Linked DNA regions of Homo sapiens: region 2 is linked to region 1. Evidence: chromatin contacts called from ENCODE Hi-C or POLR2A ChIA-PET data. All regions are on one chromosome and are shown on one strand. Each heading gives the region's core, a stretch centred on a gene start or an enhancer-like site at or near the end of the contact. The rest is flanking DNA. Distances are from core to core; before and after follow the strand shown. Region 1 overlaps SEPTIN7 (septin 7). Region 2 has its middle 13 kb from the start of LINC03013.

What was found. Hi-C counts contacts between places; a loop is a spot of excess contacts on that map. ChIA-PET counts read pairs that join two places held with the same protein, here RNA polymerase II (POLR2A). Pooled maps may share reads with other maps.
Region 2: a pooled map shows a loop between it and region 1 (1.9-fold over the local background). The contact joins two enhancer-like sites. A Hi-C loop is called at or near these places in 2 of 50 pooled maps. POLR2A ChIA-PET finds 5 or more read pairs at or near these places in 2 of 52 experiments (GM12878 and T-cell).

The regions. Positions count from the first base shown.
Region 1 is chr7:35,867,433-35,871,289 of GRCh38, forward strand. The region is part of intron 4 of SEPTIN7 (septin 7); the gene reads left to right. Among named protein-coding and RNA genes, the nearest start is that of SEPTIN7, 68 kb to the left of the region's middle. Within about 2 kb of position 1,864, at least 2 of the 41 ENCODE cell types and tissues checked have a DNase peak (open chromatin) inside an H3K27ac peak, as active enhancers do; they include GM12878, where a contact is called at or near this core.
Region 2 is chr7:35,727,688-35,731,544 of GRCh38, forward strand. No RefSeq gene overlaps it. Among named protein-coding and RNA genes, the nearest start is that of LINC03013, 13 kb to the left of the region's middle. RefSeq lists enhancers at 996-1,145, 1,596-1,695, 2,606-2,855. Within about 2 kb of position 1,669, at least 9 of the 41 ENCODE cell types and tissues checked have a DNase peak (open chromatin) inside an H3K27ac peak, as active enhancers do; they include GM12878, where a contact is called at or near this core.

The DNA of each region.
Region 1 (3,857 bases), core at 614-3,113:
TCCACCTCCAAAGTTCAAGTGTTTCTCCTGCCTCAGCCTCCTGAGTACCTGGGATTATAGGCGTGTGCCACCACGCCTGGCTAATTTTTGTATTTTTAGTAGAGATGGGGTTTTGCCTTGTTGGCCAGGCTGGTCTCGAACTCCTGACCTCACGTGATCCGCCCGCCTCGGCCTCCCAAAGTGCCGGGATTACAGGCGTGAGCCACCACGCCTGGCCTGCATTTGAAAATTTTTAAATCATACTTCATGTCACTGAAAGGGTATCATCTGTCTTTTCTTGGGAAGAAATTATCCTTTCTTCTGAGATTGAAGTCCATTTTAATTTTCTCTTAATGTATTAAGATAATTCTTTTGTGCAATGACACTGTTAGATTTTTTAAAGTTCTTAGTTGGAAACTACGCTGCTCCCCTTTGAAACATTTTATTGGTCCATGAAGTGTTTTTTTTTTTTCTTTCCGAGATGGAGTCTTGCTCTGTTGCCCAGGCTGGAGTGCAGTGGTGTGATCTCAAGCTTACTGCAACCTCTGCTTCCTGGGCTCAAGCAATTCTCCTGCCTTAGCCTCCCGGGTAGCTGGGATTACAGGCGCGTACTACACCTGGCTAATTTTTGTATTTTTAGTAGAGATGGGGTTTCACCATGTTGGCCAGGCTGGTCTCGAACTCCCGACCTCAACTGATCCTTCCACCTCAGCCTCCGAAAGCGCTGGGATTACAGGTGTGAGCCACCGCACCCAGCTGGTCCCTGAAGTTTTGTAAATCAAACTCTGTAGATGAAGTGGGTGCAAAATTTTGAAAGTGAGAAAAGGTGAAAGCAGTATGTACTTCTCTGGGGTAACATACTTGATAGACTCCTTGAAAAATTTTCACAGAGCCCTATCAGGAGAGTCTCCTGTTGACAGCTGGTCCAGTTTTGATAGTTTTTGAGCCATTCACATAACATATTTGAATGCTTGTCTTAAACTAAGTTTTGGGGCTACAATGATGATAGACAAAAAGTTCTCAAAGATCTCACAATTGTGGGAAAAATATGGACAAACAATTATGACTTAGTGAGAAAGATGCTTTTGTAAGGTGCTGTAGAGGTGACCTTGGCAAGGTAAATTTTAATGAAGTGGTAGCAAGATGGCAGTGGGTTGAGAAGTGAGTGGTGAGTCAGTGAAGATGGGTGATGGCTATTAAGGAAGGGATGAAAAGGGATACCTAGGAGTGAGTATAGAGGACTCAGAGAGTGGTTTGATGATTTCCAAAAGAGACCTGAGAATGGTTATATCCTGTGGCAAGTCATTCTCTAAGAAATGAGAGATTGACGATAGAGGGGAAATAGTGTAAACGGTTGTCAAGATGAATCTAAAATGGAAATTAATCAGTTCCCTAGAACATATTGAGAAATTAGCTTTAGGAAAAAGATATATTTCACACACACTGTACCATGGAAGGTACAGTGCTGATTCAGACAGACTGGGAATGGTCTCATTTTTAAGTGGAGATATGAGGTACTTCACTGAGCATTGTGACAGACATGGGCTTGGGAAGAGCCTACTGGGAAATGGGAGAGGCATGAGACTAAGGAGCACATAAGAGGAATATTAGCAGGGAAATTCTTGTTGAGGTTGAAAGTCATGAATTTTATGGTATAGGAATAGAAAGATGGGTTAATCCAGAGTGGGATTTGAGTTGGAAAGGGAAAGAAATAAAGGTTTTGGGAAGGAGGTTGCTAATAGAAAATGAGAGGGGCAAGGGATTTGAGGTCTCAGTGTAAGGAGACAGGGATATGAGAGGTAGAGAGGTTCAGAATAGAAGGCCAAGTTAGAGTTTTGGGATCAACTTTCTTAGTAAAGTAGTTCTGGGTCTTGATGAGAAGGAGGTATTCTTTAAGCATAACTGTTTTACTATTGGTCACTTCCTCTTTCATTTTCTTGTGGAACACGATGAAACATGTAAGATGATATTTGTCTTTTGAGCCAGTAAATAAGCAAAATAGATAGTTTTTGTGTTTGAGCTAAGTGGAGTATCTCAGGCCATTCCAATGTCTTCAGAGTTTTGGCTGTAATGCTACCTCTTGAGCAAGTGAAGGTAGAGGTAGGCTCTTGACAGAAAATTTTAACCCTCTCTTCAAAATGTTATGTTCTTAATTAAATAACATTTTTTATTTACCTTAATAAGTGGCATGTAAACATTAAGTTAGGTTAGTTTATATGACACTGTATAATAAACATTGTTTGACTTTTTTTCCTCAGATGGTAAAACTGAAAACTCAGTATACTGGAACTCTTGTATACTGTATACACTCAGTATTAGAAAATGAGTACCTTGGATTTCTGGAATCTCAGATGCCAAAAGAGGTCTCAATAGATGAATTATACATAGATGATACATGGACGATAGCTTTAGTTTTATTTATTTTTCAGGGAAAAACAGTTGAAAATGCCCTTGATTCATTCTTTTGGTATTAAATGATGCAGCTAATCTTAGAGAACCCTGAGTGATGCCATAAAGATGTTGATGTGACCTGCTTAAGGAAAGTGCGTGGGAAAGTGGCCATTTGGAATAGATTTGTTAGAAAAGTTTGAAATTCTTGGACTTCAACTAATTTGTTTTCCATGGATCCCATGAGGATACTTGTAAAAGCAGATGATAGGATACAGTCGGATCCTGTGAATGGCACTAGTTTAGTTGTGTTTTCTGGATCTCTTCCATATGTCGCTGACTTCTTTGTATTTGACCGTGTATGGATACACAGAATTTTGTAGGCCAGAGAAGAAAAGAAGCTTTATAAACATTCCTTAAAGTGTGTAAAATACAAATCTTCATTTGTCTTAGCAAGTCAATAAGTAATTAAGTTGTTGAACTGATTTTTTTTAAAAAACAGGGAAATATCTTAAAATTTAAGCTGTTAAGTTAAAATGTGTAATTGGTATACAGCATATTACTGAAGGTAGAATGGGCTTCGTTTGGTAATAAAGGAACCAGAAATAGTTTGAAGTAAAATTGGGAGATGATTCATGTAGATTTACTATATTGTTGTATCACTTTCTAGTGTGTAGTACTATGTTATTTAAAAGAGTAAGTAGGTAAAGGAGTGGTATGATTACTTTGGATATTTCTGCTTCAGCCACAGTTACCATGAATAAATGATCTGTCTTTATAAAGGAGATGGAAGTGAATTCAAGATATTGAGATGTTAGATTTGACTGGGTTGTCCTTTGGCTAGAAGATCACCAGATAAAATGTAAACCTCCTAAACTAGATGAGATGATACCATTAAACATTTTTTTTGGCCCAGCACTTTGGGAGGCTGAAATGGGAAGATCGCTTGAACCCAGGAGTGAGGCTGCAGTAAGCTATAATCTGCCATGCACTCCAGCCTGAGCAACAGAGTGAGACCCTGACTAAAAAAAAAAAAAAAAAAAAATGTTTTTCCTTTGGTTCTCATGATCTCACACTGATGAATCTGATTGTTTTCTCTGAGTTATTTTGCCTCTCTCATGTTATTAGGGTAACCTGATAATAGACATGTTATCTTAGTTGTGTGGTATGTGACAGTGATCTCCTAAATGATGTGCATCAATCATTGATACTGAGGATGATCAGAAAATATTACAACTGTTATTGATGTTTACTTTTTTAATCTACAGATTAATGATAATGCATATTAATACTTAATATTCAGATTGCCAATAGTATATATTTGGTGGATAAATATCTTTTGGATCTGCAAAATTTTCACTTGATAGTTTATATCAGGATCAAAGCAGTTTAAAGAACATTAAAAGATAAGAATTTGGCATCTCATTTCTCTAAAAGATAAGTCATGTGTGTCCACATCTCAGGCAATTTTTTTCAGTTTTAATAAGTTT
Region 2 (3,857 bases), core at 419-2,918, 140 kb before region 1:
GAGAAACACTTTCTAAAGAACTCTCTCTTGTTAGAACAGCTTCCCTGAGCACAGGAACCAGGGAAGCAATCAGCATCAGCTCAGCTTGACTGTCCCCTACTGCCTGTGCATGTCCCTCCAGTAACTAAGCTGTTTTTACTCAACTTTTGGGTGTTAGCTGGTGAGTCATGGCCTCAAGGGAGCCTACACTGACTAGACTAGGCCTGGTGTTGCCCTCTTTACTTCTTCATAATGAGTAAAGGTTGACACAAATTGTGTATTTAATTATTGCAGATAACACAGAGAGGGATCATGCCCATATTGATAGCCCTTCAAGGCCTAGCATAGTGCCTGGAACATGGTAAATAGTAACATTTATGAATGTCAGCATCTCTGCAGAGCTTTCCCTACATGGATTACAGCTTAGGCTAAAGCACTTGATATATTGCCCACTCCTGCTGTTAATATTTTTAACTAGTTATTTTTCATATTATATAAGCAACATGTGAATACAAGTTCATTGTAAAAAAAATCAAACTCATATAAAAGCTATAGTCTTTTATATGTAAATGATGCCACAATAAAGCTACTTTTTAAAAAGCCGCGATCCTCCTTCACAACTCCACACCAGCCCAGTCCCATTCCTTTCCCAGACACACACTCCACTCTTAACAGTTTCATGTGTAAACTTCTAGATCTTCTTCTGTGTGTTTTCATACATGTACATATCTTCATACATTATGTGCTTTCATACATGTATATTCAGATGAATACTCATATATTTGTGTTTTTGCACATATATACATTGTGCACATACATTCAGAGTGTTTTAGTCAGAGTGCAATCAGAAGGCAGAGCAGTGCTAGATATGACATTGCAAGCAGAGGGAATTTAACAGAGATGGTGGGGGAGTTCAGTGGCCACAGAACAGCAGGAAGCCACTATCAACCCTGGAGCTGGAGGGACAGAGGGAGGAAGCAGAGTTACCAGAGCCCAGGAGCTTGGGTCAACTGGAAGAATCTGGGACCATGGCAGCACTTCCAGCTAAATCTGGAGCAGTAGAGGAAGAGGCTATCTGACAGTAGGTGGAGACATGGACGAAACCTATCAGACACCATGTGAAGCAGGGAGAAAGGGAGACATAACCTGTCTTCTTCCCTCCTCTCATTCTCCAGTGTCTGTCACTGGCTCTCCTTAGCCAGTCTGGAAATGAGCCTGGAAAATGTAGTTCCCAAGGATACAAAGCCCAGATAGAGGATGGTCTGGAATGGATCTGAGAGCAAGCAGACAAAAGGCCAGCACATGAAGTTGAAAATAAAACACATAAATAGCATCATGGTATATGTAATGTTCTAAATTTATCACTTACCATTTTTACAGAGATAAAATCTGGTTAAAATGGCCATTGAGAGCAGGCTTGATCCACAGAATGAAAGGTACAGCAGGAGAGCACAGAGGCAGACAGCAAGGAAAGACATGCTACAGAAGGGCAGCCCAGGGGCTGGGGTGGGTGCAGGTCTTGTTCCTTGGGAACCAGGCCTGATCTGCTCTGCAGAGTGGGAGGAGGGCAGGAGTATGAGATGACCATTGCCCAGCAGTAGTATCAAAGACTCAGAGAGTTTACAGCCTGAAGGAAACTTAGGTCTCCCATTTCAACTCATGACTTCTACAGAATAAGGAACTGAAAAGCAGAAAGTGATGGGCCCGGCAACCCAAAGTATCTCAGCTAGTTTTTTTTTTTTTTGTCATTTTTGGTTTTTTGGGGCATGGTGGAGGAGGTGTTAGGGGACAGTTTAGCACCAATGCCTCCTCTTCCTGCTGTGAGTCACCGAGCAGCCTAGCAGAAAAGCTGTGAGGAGAAATGAGAAGCTCTAGAGGCAATCAAGCTCATCTGTCCTGCTGGGGGGCCAGTGTTAGACACCTGACATGTCTTAAAAGCGGAGTCACCAAAGGACATCTTTTTCTTAGAAACTCCCCTAGCCTCCAGAGTCTGGTTTTAAACTGTCTGTGGCATAATCTCAGAGCCTCCAGCAGGTCTCAGGGACTGTGCTAGATACAAAGATGAATGAGATAAGATAATGAACAAGAGACATATTTCCAGGAGCTCTGAGCCTCACAGGGAATCAGAAGTGAATAAAAGGGAGCATGATGCAATGTGATAAATATAATACCTATGGCACAGAAGAGGAGTTGATAATTGCTGGGGGAAGCAAGAGCAGGGAGCTGGGAAAAGAAAGCTTCACAAAGGTAACCGCAGGGAAAGTGTTGAAGGAGGAATAGGAGCTTTTCAGAACACTAACCCCAATGTTAATAACTGAATTAGACCAACCTTCCCCAAAGACCACTATTATTCCTCAAGGATTTACACAGAAACTGTTCTTATCCCATTTACCTCTTATTACATAATGGGAACCCCCCACCCACCCACACACACACACACATATTTGAAAGTATATGATAGATGAAATGAGTTCACTGCCCCATCAACCATGATCGGCAGGGCCAGATTAAGATCTTCAGAGACTCTGGGCACTGCAAAGTTGATGGTGCTTCCATACGTAATTTAATGTAGGAAACAATGCCATCATGCACATGCCTGTAAAGAAGTCCAGCAAAGTTCTGGTTTTTCCTACAATGACACATTTTAGATGTTTTTCAAAATATCAAATAGCCAACATCACCCATGTAATGGTACTGGGATTCTTTTGGTGCCCCTGCTCTGCCAGTGCCCATGCCTGCTTATGGGTGACCCTGCACTGATGAGGCAGCCCCTTCCCACGCCAGAAACCCCAGGTGGGGTTGGCCTCATAAGTTCATATTCCTATTCTTAACCAAATGGACTTAAAGTTGTTCTTTCACTTCCCCATATATCACATGCATTATGACTTTGTTCTTTATCCCTTTCTGTCAACAAACACTCAACCTGCAACCCACGAAGGCCGTCTGAAGGTCTAGTGGTCTGGTTAACCATAAAGAAAGACTGGTGTGAGAAATGCTATTTTCTTATACTAAGCTCAGCTGCTTGTAGCAAGAGGAAGACCATGTGACAGTGAGGTGTTTATGAGCACAGGCTTTAAAAACAGCCATGGTTTAGCCGGGCGCAGTGGTTCATGCATGTAATCCCAGCACTTTGGGAGGCTGAGGTGGGCAGATCATGAGGTCAGGAGCTCGAGTCCAGCCTGACCAACATGGTGAAATCCCATCTCTACTAAAAAAAATACAAAAATTAGCCAGGCATGGTGGCACACGCCTGTAATCCCAGTTACTCAGGAGGCTGAGGCAGGAGAATCGCTTGAAACCTGAGAGGCAGAGATTGCAGTGAGCCAAGATCGCGCCACTGCACTCTAGCCTGGGAGACAGAGCAAAACTCCATCAGAAAAAAAAAAAGAAAAAAGAAAAAACAGCCATGGCTGGGTTCAACATTTGCTCTTTCACTTAACCATACGATCTTGGGCAAGTTACTTTACACCTGTAAATCCAAATTTTATCATCTATAAAATGTGCTTAATAATAGCACCAGCCGGGCGTGGTGGCTCGCGCCTGTAATCTCAGCACTTTGGGAGGCCGAGGCAGGTAGATCACCTGAGGTCAGGAGTTCGAGATCAGCCTGGCCAACATGGTGAAAACTCATCTCTACTAAAAATACAAAAATTAGCCGGGGGTGGTGGCGGGCACCTGTAATCCCAGCTACTCGGGAGGCTGAAGCAGGAGAATAGCTGAACCCAGGAGGCAGAGGTTGCAGTGAGCCAAGATTGCGCCACTGCGCTCTAGTCTGGGTGACAAGAGCAAAACTCTGTCTCAAAAAAAAAAAAAAAAAAAACAGCACCTACCTCCTTACCTCATGAAGTAATTTGTTGAACAAATATTTAGTATACTCT